2 separate regions of the Homo sapiens genome follow, and region 1 is linked to region 2. Evidence: chromatin loops called from intact Hi-C (ENCODE). Cell type or tissue: psoas muscle. All regions are shown on one strand. Links, peaks and the distances in the headings refer to the core of each region. The heading gives the core; the rest is flanking DNA. Region 1 overlaps ATXN10 (ataxin 10). Region 2 overlaps ATXN10 (ataxin 10).

The links. Peaks named below come from ENCODE experiments on the same cell type or tissue, not always from the same donor. Only the 100,000 strongest peaks of a DNase experiment are listed, where the experiment ranks them.
Region 1: a loop joins it to region 2, with 2.0 times the contacts of the local background. A loop is called at or near these places in 1 of 110 quality-filtered maps.

Annotation. Positions count from the first base shown.
Region 1 is chr22:45,829,060-45,834,442 of GRCh38, reverse strand. All of the region lies in intron 10 of ATXN10 (ataxin 10), which reads right to left. Among named protein-coding and RNA genes, the nearest start is that of MIR4762, 71 kb to the right of the region's middle. In psoas muscle, for the core only: a CTCF peak has its summit at 2,768; no DNase peak of the experiment used is centred there.
Region 2 is chr22:45,752,004-45,757,386 of GRCh38, reverse strand. All of the region lies in intron 9 of ATXN10 (ataxin 10), which reads right to left. Among named protein-coding and RNA genes, the nearest start is that of MIR4762, 5.8 kb to the left of the region's middle. In psoas muscle, for the core only: no CTCF peak of the experiment used is centred there; a DNase peak (open chromatin) is centred at 2,486.

The DNA of each region.
Region 1 (5,383 bases), core at 316-5,315, 77 kb before region 2:
AGTAGCACACCGGCAGAGCTTCACTGCCCAGATGGTGGCAGGGGAGGTCCTAACGATAGGGGATTTATGAATGGGAGTCAATGGAAACCCAGTAGAAACCGGGGAAGTGTCAGGCCTCACCTGCCAGGTAAAGAGGCTGTTTACCAAGTACCTGGTGATCTTTGGGATCAGTGGCCAGATAATAAGCTGGCCCCACTGAATTTCTGTTCCTGGAACACACTGCCACTCTCAATGCAAGCAAAGCTTTGTACAATTAAGTGTCTCTCACATAAGCCAAGACTGAAAATGAGATTGTCAGTTTACCTTCATAAAATAGTAACACGAGTAAAACTAATAAAGGTAACAGCATCAGTTGTCACATTCCAGGACACAGGATGTGCCAGGGGCTGTTCTAAGTGTGAAAGCATTCAATCCTCACAAACTCTCTATGCGGTAGATGTTCGTTACTATCCTCATTCTACTGATGAGAAAACTTAGACACAGAGGCGAACATGGCCAAGGTCCCGCAACTGGATGTGTTCAAGGTGGATTTGGAAGTAGGCAGTCAGGCTCTGGCATCCGCTCCCCTGATCGCGATGCCGTATCGCTGCTAAGTGTGCTCTCGCGACCAGTCCATCCAGAGAGACCTCTGGAGGGCAGAGCAGTTCTTCTTCCGGGTTGCTATGACTGCACGTTTCTGAGCTATGCCTACAAACCAGTACAAGGAACGGTAGGTTTTGTGATACATGAAATACATCCCTTTCTCTTCAAAGAAATCCCAAGTGATAAACTTGCAGATACCAGTCAGAGTAACTATCTCTGCAAAATACCTTTAGAACTAGCTAATAAGCTAACAATTCAAAGTGAAATAAAAATTTGGAGCAGAAAAAGTAAACCCACCTAAGTTATAAGACATTAGTGTTCGTCTAGCACTGTTGATATTTCAAAATTAATGAAGTACAGCCAAGGATCAAAAATAGTTCTAAGTTAGAAAGGATTAAATGAAGAACATGAACAGGGTGGAGCTTCTGGCGATTTAGAACAGACAAGACCCAGCAGGCCCTGAGGAGTCAAGGAGCGCTCTTATGCTGTACACACCAGTGTCTGGGCATCTGGTAGCACTTGCTCCAATGGCATTAGTTACCATGGCCATCCTGACCTGCCTCCTCACCCCACCTCCCCCGACGCCTTCAGCAGCTCCCAGGAAGTCGGTGGTCAAGGGTGGGGAGGGCTTGCAGGGTGAACAGGGACAGATACCAGATGCGTGCGCTTCCCAAGGACTCTATGATGCTGCAAAGTCAGCACAGGAGAGAGGTTCTCATTTCATGCTGTCTGCTTTCACTTCTAACAGTAATAGGTGACTCAAGAGTTACCTGCAGTCTGATTGATTTCTTTCAACAAGGAGATCTCTAATTCTAATTTGTCCTCATCAGGGGAAGAGCACTACTATATCCATTTAAAGTCAGGACAACCTTCAGCAGAAAGGTATAATACATAAATAACTCCAACATTCACTATAACACTTTAGACTATTTAAAAGCCAAGTGGTCATGCTGGTGACACTTAGTTCTAAAACTCTCCCTTGACGCGTATCTCTCTAAAAAATTTCTGAAGTACTGAATATTTCATTTTGGGGAGAAAATTCATTGAATTACAGAAACTTAATACTTTAACACTGTTTTCCTCTTTTCTATGAACAACACACCTCTTGATATTTAGACTGGCGTTGGAGCAAGGGATTTAGATATGAACAAAAATTCAAACTGTTAATCTTACATCTGAATGTCTCTCAAAAATTTAATCATGATCTATTCATTCATTTAATAAATACGAAGGCAAAATGCTCAATACTGGTAAGACAACAGCTAACAGGATAGTCCAGTCCCTGCCCTTGGGGCGTTTACATTCTAGCACTTGCAGAGGCAGGCCCTAAACCAAAAAACAAAGTCTGAAAGGGGTGACAGAGCATAATTACAAGAGGACAACTTGGGGAAAGAGGGGAGTTAGGGAAGGCCTCTCTGAGGAATTAACATCAGAGCTGAAACTCAAAGGATGAAAAGAAGCCAGACCCCTGGAGAGCTGAGGAGGAGGGTGCAGATGGGAGCAGGCCACACAGCGCCTCCACATGGAGGAACACTGATGAGAAAAACTTGTATGGCTGGGAAGAATGAGTGAGGGAGAGTGGATAAAAAGAAGCAGAGGTCAGTCAAGGCCAGCTCCTTCAGGGATTCTTAGGCTATGGTAAGGAGCTTGCTGTACTGCATTCTAACACAATGAGAACTCATCGAAAGAGCTGAAGTAGAAAAATTAAGAAGCTCTTGTGGGCAGCTGCGTGGAGAGTGGAACAAGGGAGCAGGAGTCCATAATGGTGAGAATAAAATTTTGGAATAATACAGACTTGGGTTCAATTCTGGCTCTGCCACTTTACAAGCCGCACGGCTTTGGGCAATTTACACAACTTTACCAAGGCAGTTGTTCCACCTATGAACTTGGACAGGTGGTGGGTACAGGTGACGGAAGGGGGTGTTTGCCATGTGCACAACACACTCAGTGCACCTGAGAGCCATGGGTACAGTGGAGCTCCAGCACAGGCTCTGGGTGGGCTTAAAGGCCACCACGCTCCTCTATCAGGCACGTGACTTCACATCCTTTCGCCAATGAGGGGGAGACAAAATGATCTCTCAATATGTCAAACGATAGTACAGAAAAGTGATTATGTTCTTGGGCCTTGTGGGCAGAAAGTTGAGGTTCAAATTGCATTGCTGTTCCACTGCCGAACAGCTGGTGGCCCTAGCCAGTTATAAAACCATTTGCCTAAATTCCCTCCTCTATAAAATGAAGATAAAAATATTGTTTCATAGGATGGATGCAAAGATGAAATAAGATCACAATGCCTGGCATGAAAAGAGGCACTCAATGTCAGATATTACTGTTAAACAGACAGAACTGTTTGCTTTTTTTTGACCCTGAAGAATGATTAATTAGAAAACTATTTTGTGCTCAGGCCCCTGATGAGGATCTGAGACATACAGGAAAAGTCTGAGGTACAGTTGCTGCCTACATTTATTTTTCTCCAAAATTTTTTTTTTTTACTGTGGTAAGGTACACGTAACATAAAATTTCGCATCCTAACTATACTAAAGAGTACACATTGGTAGTGTTAAACGCATTCACAACGTTGTGTGTCTATCACCACCATCCATCTCCGCAACTCGTCTTGTAAACTGAAACTCAGTCCCCATTAAACAGTAATTCCCTTTCTTCTCTCCCCTCAACCACTGGCAAGCACTCTACTTTCTGTCTCTGTGATTTTGACTACTCTAAGTACCTCTTATAAATAAGCTGACACGGTATGACTGGCTTATTTCACTAAGTGTAAGGTCCTCAGGGTTCATCCATGTTGTAGTGTGTGTCAGAACTGCCTTCCTTTTAAAGCTGACTCATATTTCAGTAAATGTAGAGGCCACATTTTGTTTATCCACTCATCCTTTGGTGGACACCTGGGTTGCTTCTACCTTTTGGCTACTGCACATAATGCTGCTAGGAACATGGTGTACAAATACTTCTTTGAGACACTACTCTCAATTCTTTCGGGTATATACCCAGAAGTGGAATTGCTAAATCATATATATAGTAATTCTATCTTTAACTTTTTGGGGACTTGCCAAACCGTTTTCCACAATGGCTGCACCATTTTACATTCCCATCAGTAATGCATGGGAGTTCTGATTTCTCCACATTCATGCCAAGACTTGTTTTTTTTTTTTTTCTTGTTTTGTATAGTGGCTATCCTCATGGATGTGAGGTGGTATCTCATTGTGGTTTTGATTTGCATTTTCCTCATGATTAGTGATGCTGAGTATATTTTCATGTGCTTCTTGGCCATTTGTATATCTTACTGGAGAAATGTGTACTCAAGTCTTTTGTCCATTTTTGAATGAGGTTGTTTTATTGTTAAGTTTTATGAATTCTCTATATATTCTAGATATCTATCCCTTATCAAATAAATAATTTGCAAATATATTCTCCCATTCTGTGGATTACATTTTCACTCTGTTGAATGATTCTTTCACTCTGTTGAATGATGCAAAATATTTTAAAATTTTCATGTAGTCCAATTTATCATTTTTCCTTTTGCTGTCTGTGCCTTTGGTATCACATCCAATAAATAACTGCCAAATCCAATGTCATGTGAAGCTTCTGCTCTGTATTTTCATCTAAGAGTCTTACATTTAATCCACTTTGAGTTAATTTTTGTATATGACGTTAAGTAAGGGTTCAGTTTCATTCTTTTGCACCTGGATATCTAGTTTCCTTAGCACCATCTATTGAAAAGACTGCGCTTTCTCCACTGAATGGTGTTGTCATCCTTTTCAGCAATCATTTGACTACATTTGTGGAGATTTATCTCTGGATTCTCTATTCTGTCCCACTAGTCCAGATGTCTGTCTTCATGTCAGTACCACATTGTTTTGATTATTGTAGCTTTATTATAAGTTTCAAAATCAGGAAGTGTGAGTCTTCCAGCTCTGTTCTTCTTATACATTGTTTTGGCTATTCAATGTCCCTTGGGATTCCATATGAAGTTTGGAATGGGTTTTTCTATATCTGCAAAAAATTTCATTGGGATATTGACATGACTTGCATTAAATCTGTAATTGCTCTGAGCAGTACTGACATCTTAACAATATTGTTTTTCAACACATGAACATGCGATGTGTTCCCGTTTATGTCTCCTTTAATTTCTTTCAGCAATGTTTTATAGTTTTCATGGTACAAGTCTTTCACCTCCTTGAGTAAGTTAATTCCTAAGTATTTTATTATTTTTGATGCTATTATAAAAGGAATTGCTTTTGTAATTTCCATTCCGTCAGTATTAGTAAATAGAATGCAACTGATTTTTGTGTGTTGACTTTATATAGTTCTACTTTACTGAATTCATTAAAACATGAGTTTTAATGGTTTTTGTGTATGAGGGGGATGGAATCTTTAGGGTTTCCCATAGATCATATAATCTGTGAAAAGATAATTTTACTTCTTCCTCTAATTTGGATGCCTTTTCTTTTTCATGCTTAATTGGTTTGGTTAGAACTTCTAGTAAGATATTGAATAAAAGTGATGAAAGTGGACGTCCTTGCCTTGTTCCCGATCTTAGAGAAAAAGCTTTCAGTCTTTCATCGTGGAGTTATGTTTGCTGTTGATTTTTCACTTGTTGGGTTTTCCTGGCTTTTATTATGTTGAGGCAGTTTCATTATATTCCTAGTTTGTTGAGTGTTTTTTATCATGAAGAGATGTTGAATTTTGTCAAATGCTTTTTCTGCATCAACTGAATTGATCATGTGTTTCTTTCCCTTCATTCTATTAATGTGGTGTATTACACTGATCAATTTCAGTATGTTGAACC
Region 2 (5,383 bases), core at 134-5,133:
GCAGGCGCTGCTGGGCCACACTGTTAGAATCAGCTGGTATTGCTCCAGTTACACTGAAGCTCTGAGGCATTTTTGTTTTGTGTGGGGCTAGGGGAGGGAGGAGGGTGTAGCTGAAAGTCGCCAGGGTTGGAATTCCAACAGGCAAAGGACACGCCCTCTCTTCGAACTGCTCCAAGGCCGCCAGTCGGATTTTTCCTGTCAACACCCCCGCCACCCACCTCCCCATCAGACTCCCCAGTCGTCCGCCTCCACAGCCCCAGCCCCAGGCAGTCCGTCCAGAGCTGCAGGTGCAGACCAAAGCCATTCCTCCGCAAATAGGAGGAGGGCACAGCCACTTGGGAAAGCATCTGGAACCGTGTCTCTCGTCTGGTTCTTCTCCACTCCTTCCCTCTTCCTCAGTTTCCACGTGCTGATGGAGTGGGATTCACACGATGAGAAATCAACTCCAACTCCCTCTCTTGCCCCCAACTCTGCCATGGAAATGATTTCATTTAAAGGTTCCTCTTGGATTTTTCCAGTGGATATATTCAATATTATCACTAAAACATGTCAAATAAATACCAATGAATCATTCCCAGAAAGTAGTCTCACATTAAACCAATTATTCAATGTCTGAGAGTAATATGAGCTAAGTGCAGCTTGTAGAAGGATTTGTAACATAAGATGTACAATAATACAAAAAGTTCAACCTGAAAAGGACAATCACAACCCCCATCCCCACCCCACAGTAAACTCTGAAGGGCAGTTTCAGCTGGACTGGGAAAAGTTCAACATATTTAGCTCTTTTCTTTTCAAGCAATAGTTCATTTTTCTCAAATGATTAAAGCATACATATTCTCTTGCTTAAAGTTGGTACACAATTTCCTCTAATAAATATATCTTTTTGGAAATGTCAGTCTTTCAAGCCTGTACACAGAATATTGATTACTTAAAAAGGGTCTGGGGCCGAGTGTGGTGGCTCATGCCTATAATTCCAATGCTTTGGGAGGCAAGGCAGGAAGATCACTCGAGCCCAGGGGCTCGAGATTAGCCTAGGCAACACAGCAAGACCTCATCTCTACAAAAAATTTAAACATTAGCCAGGCATGGTGGTGGACACCTGTAGTCCAAGCTACTCAGGAGATTGAGGTGGGAGGATCCCTTGAGCCCAGGAGTTTAAGGCTACAGTGAGCCCGTTCACACCACTGCACTCCAGCCTGGGTGAGAAAGCACAACCTTGTCTCTTTAAAAAAAAAAAAAGTCTAGGTAAACAAAGAGAATTCCATTTTAAACTTAATTTACGATAACATGGAAAACTCTGGCTAATGGCATGCCCAGTGGTCACCTCTCTCAGAGACTTGGCCAAGGCCAAGTCTGTGCCAAACATGGCAGAAGGAGGAGGTGGGTGGGTGGCTATGTAGTGGTGCAGAGCATGGGTCTGGGGCCAGGCCACCTGGGTTCTTATGCGGTTGCACCCTTGATTGGCTGTGTGTGACCTCAGGCAAGCTATTGAACCCTGATGTGGCTCAGTTCACAGATTTCTATGATGGGGATAATATGTTCCCATCTAGGAAATATCATGAGGATGAACGCACTGATATATTTAAGGGCTCAGAAGAGTACCTGACACACAGTGAGCACTATAAAATGCTCCCCTGCACTACTGTTGACTCTGGTCATTATTATTCATTTTGGAAACAGTTTACTTTTTCAGGGTCTTGAATAAGGTTCAAAATTTTATTTTTCCAATCTATAGAAGAAACCAAGTTAATAATACCTTTCCCCCAAAAGACACAGGGGTACTTCCAAATATACACAAATTATTACTATTAGTAGCATGAAAAACACCAACAAGATATTGATGACAGTAACCAACCCCAGAACTTAGTGCGGCCAGGAGGAGGGAAGGGGAAAGGAGCAGAGCCTGGGAGGCAGTGAGAAGGCAGAACGGCCAGAGAACCTTCACACCTCTTCTTGCTCCTCCTTGGTCTCTTGAGGCCCCCTAATCAGAGTTTGTTATGATTAGAAATACATCCATACAAGTATGTAAAAGAAGGATGAGGGCTTAAAACATTTCCCCTCCAAGGTGTGTTTGCATTTTGACATAGATCTGAACTAAAGGAAATGAAAAGTTAAAAGTGGAATTCCTATCACGATGAAAATATCGGAAGGATAGAGGGTCATGGAGAAATCAGGCCACACCTCTGACTATCTGAATGGGCCACTGCTGCAGGATTTACAAGCACTGTGCAGGCACAGGAAGTCCTGAACAAGCGTTTGGAGGGTTGGAGATTTCCTCTGAGGGCCACACATGTGACCAGCACAGGGCCACAGGTGGTACTCCTTCCCCATGCCCTGCCACCTGGCTTTCCTGAGCACCAGGATGCTGGCTTGTGAGAGACAGCCAGTCAGTCCTGTGTGTTGAGGGACGGTCTCGCAGCTCACAGGCAGAGAAGGAACAGGCATGGACCTCATGCTTCTCATACTCTTGGCACCCCTTCATGGTGGCTGCCTGCCCAAGAGCCTGTTGCAAGGAGGGCCAAGACATTTTTTGAGACAGAGTCTCACTCTGTTGCCCAGGCTGGAGTGCAGTGGCACGATCTCAGCTCACTGCAACCTCTGCCTCCAGAGTTCAAGCGATCCTCCTGCCTCAGCCTCCCAAGTAGCTGGGACTACAGGCATGAGCCACCATATCTGGCTAATTTTTTTGTATTTTTAGTAGAGTCGGGGTTTCACCATGTTGGTCAGACTGGTCTCGAACTCCTGACCTCAGGTGATCCGCTGGCCTCGGCCTCCCAAAGTGCTGGGATTACAGGCTTGCGGGACTACTGAGACAGCACTCCCACCACTGAGTGGCTTTGAGGAAGCCTTTCCTGCACATTTAACTTAGAGAGGCAGAATGACACAGTAAGCACAGGCTCTGAAGAGGATGAGATAAAACAAAACACACCTCTGAAACATCCCACTCAAGCACATGCAGGAGGCATTCATGGAAGGTCACTGTGACTGCTGTCATCAATAGTAATTTAATCCTCACAATAAATGTATGAGGGAAGTAAAATCATCTCTACTTTACAGATGAAGAAAGGGAGACTCACAAGTTAAGTCAACATGTGAGGTGTTGCCTGGGTAGAAAGCAAGAATATCCTAGAATTTAAACTGTTTTTTCACCTGAATCAAAATTTCCCATGCACCACGAAGGTACACGTGCCAAGCTGCTGGAGCCCACCTCCGTGGGTCGTCTCTCAGCAGCTCCTGCTTAGCTGACAGGACTCACTTTTGCACTTAACCCCATAAGGCTCAGGAACCCAGGTTGCGTCCTGCCACTGGGCAGTGTGAGCATCATTCTCAGAGGCCAGAAATAAAACCCAGAGAGGCAGACAAGAGTGGAGGCATGCAGGATCCAACTAGGACAAGGTTCCTGGAGGCTAGAGTTTTCAGGACTGCAAACAAGTAGGTGGCTTTTGGCTTACAAAGGGCAGAGACAAAGAATGAAAAACTCTAGTCTAGGATGGGACCCCATCACAGGCTGCCACATCATCAAAATCTCTGTGTAGCAGTTAAAAAGGTTTTGGGTTGCTTCGACATCTCAGTGGGGGACCAGGGAAGACCATTATCACAGGCAGCTACTGCATCCAGAGTCACATTGTCAGTGTGGTACTAGAATCCCAAGTCAAGAAATTATATTAATATAAAAACTGAGATGGGCGCAGTGGCTCACACCTGTAATCCCAGCACTTTGGGAGGCTGGGGCGGGTGGATTGCCTGAAGTCAGGAGTTCGAGACCAGCCTGGCCAACATAGTGAAACCGCATCTCTACTAAAAATACAAAGAATTAGCTGGGCATGGTGGTGCACACCTGTAATCCCAGCTACTAGGAAGGCGGAGGCAAGAGAATCGCTTAATCCCGGGAGGCGGAGGTTGCAGTGAGCTCAGATCACACCATAGCACTCCAGCCTGGGCAAGAGCGAGACTCTGTCTCAAAAAAAAAAAAAAAAAAAAAAAAAAAAAAAAAAAAAAAAAAAAAAAAGCTGGTAAGAGGTGAGTGGACCCTCTAGGACCCGAGGAGATGAAAACAAAAGCAAATCGCTCTGTGAATACAAGTCCACAGCCAGGACCTATGGGACTTCTGCCGAAAAAGGTTTCTCCTAAGAAGATGAGATCAAGTTAAAAGACAGAAAAAAAAAATCACTGGGAAAAGAAACCGCGGGTGGAGAGGAGGAGGGGAGGGGTTAAGGGAAGAGGGAAATGAGAGAGAACAAATGAGAAAAACCATACCCTAAAAACTAGAAATAAAAACAATCTCCAAGAGAAAATAAGTGTCTTAAATGACTCAAGACGAAGATGGACAACACAATAAAAAATAAGTTGATCAGCCGGGCACGGTAGCTTACGCCTGTAATCCCAGCACTTTGGGAGGCCGAGGTGGGCAGATTACCTGAGGTCGGGAGTTCAAGACCACCCTGACCAACATGGGAAAACCCCACCTCTACTAAAAATACAAAAATTAGCTGGGCATGGTGGCGCATGCCTGTAATCCCAGCTACTCGGGAGGCTGACGCAGGAGAATCACTTGAACCTGGGAGGCGGAGGTTGCGTCGAGATCGCACCATTGCACTCCAGCCTTGGCAACAAGAGCAAAACTCCGTCTCAAAAAAAAAAAAGAAGTGGATCTGAAAAAGAACCACAAAATAATCCTCAGAAATGAGAGCTACAATAAGGAATCTACTAACGCTGAAAATGGCCTAACCCTTAGTTCCCACAGTGAGTGCAGAGCCCATCGTGCAGCCAAGGGGCCAGCTCTCTGGCACAGCCCCAGCCCCAGCCCCAGCCCCAGCCCCAACCCCAACCCCAACCCCAACCCCAACCCCTCAGGTGCCACTGGGTCCTGCACTGTCCCACACACCTGCTCACCCACTGCCTGCAAGGCTGACCTACTCCTCTAACTGCCTAACTCTTTCTCATTCATCCTTCAAGGCCTGGATCCAGGAGGTTCTTCCTGAAGTTCCAAGTAGAGCCATTTATACCAAGCACTTAGGTACTTTTCTACTGGCTCTCAATCCTGTCACACACCACTTATTCTATGATACTGAGATGATAGTTTCTACATCTGTCTCCTTCTTTACACTGTGAATTCCTCGAGAGAACAGTAGGCCAAATCCATTTCTGCATTCCCAGTGTCTAGAATACTGGCTGGTACACAGCATATGGCAAACACATACTTGTTGAATTGAACTACAAGCTCTTACCACTATGCCAAAATAGCACGTTCATTTCTATTTGGAGTAAAAAATATTCCCAACTTTAACTGCAATATAGCAGTAGGTTTGAATTCAAACTAAAATCCACAGTCTGAAACTAAGTATCATTTTTGTTCTATTAGAATATGATGGGCATGAAATTA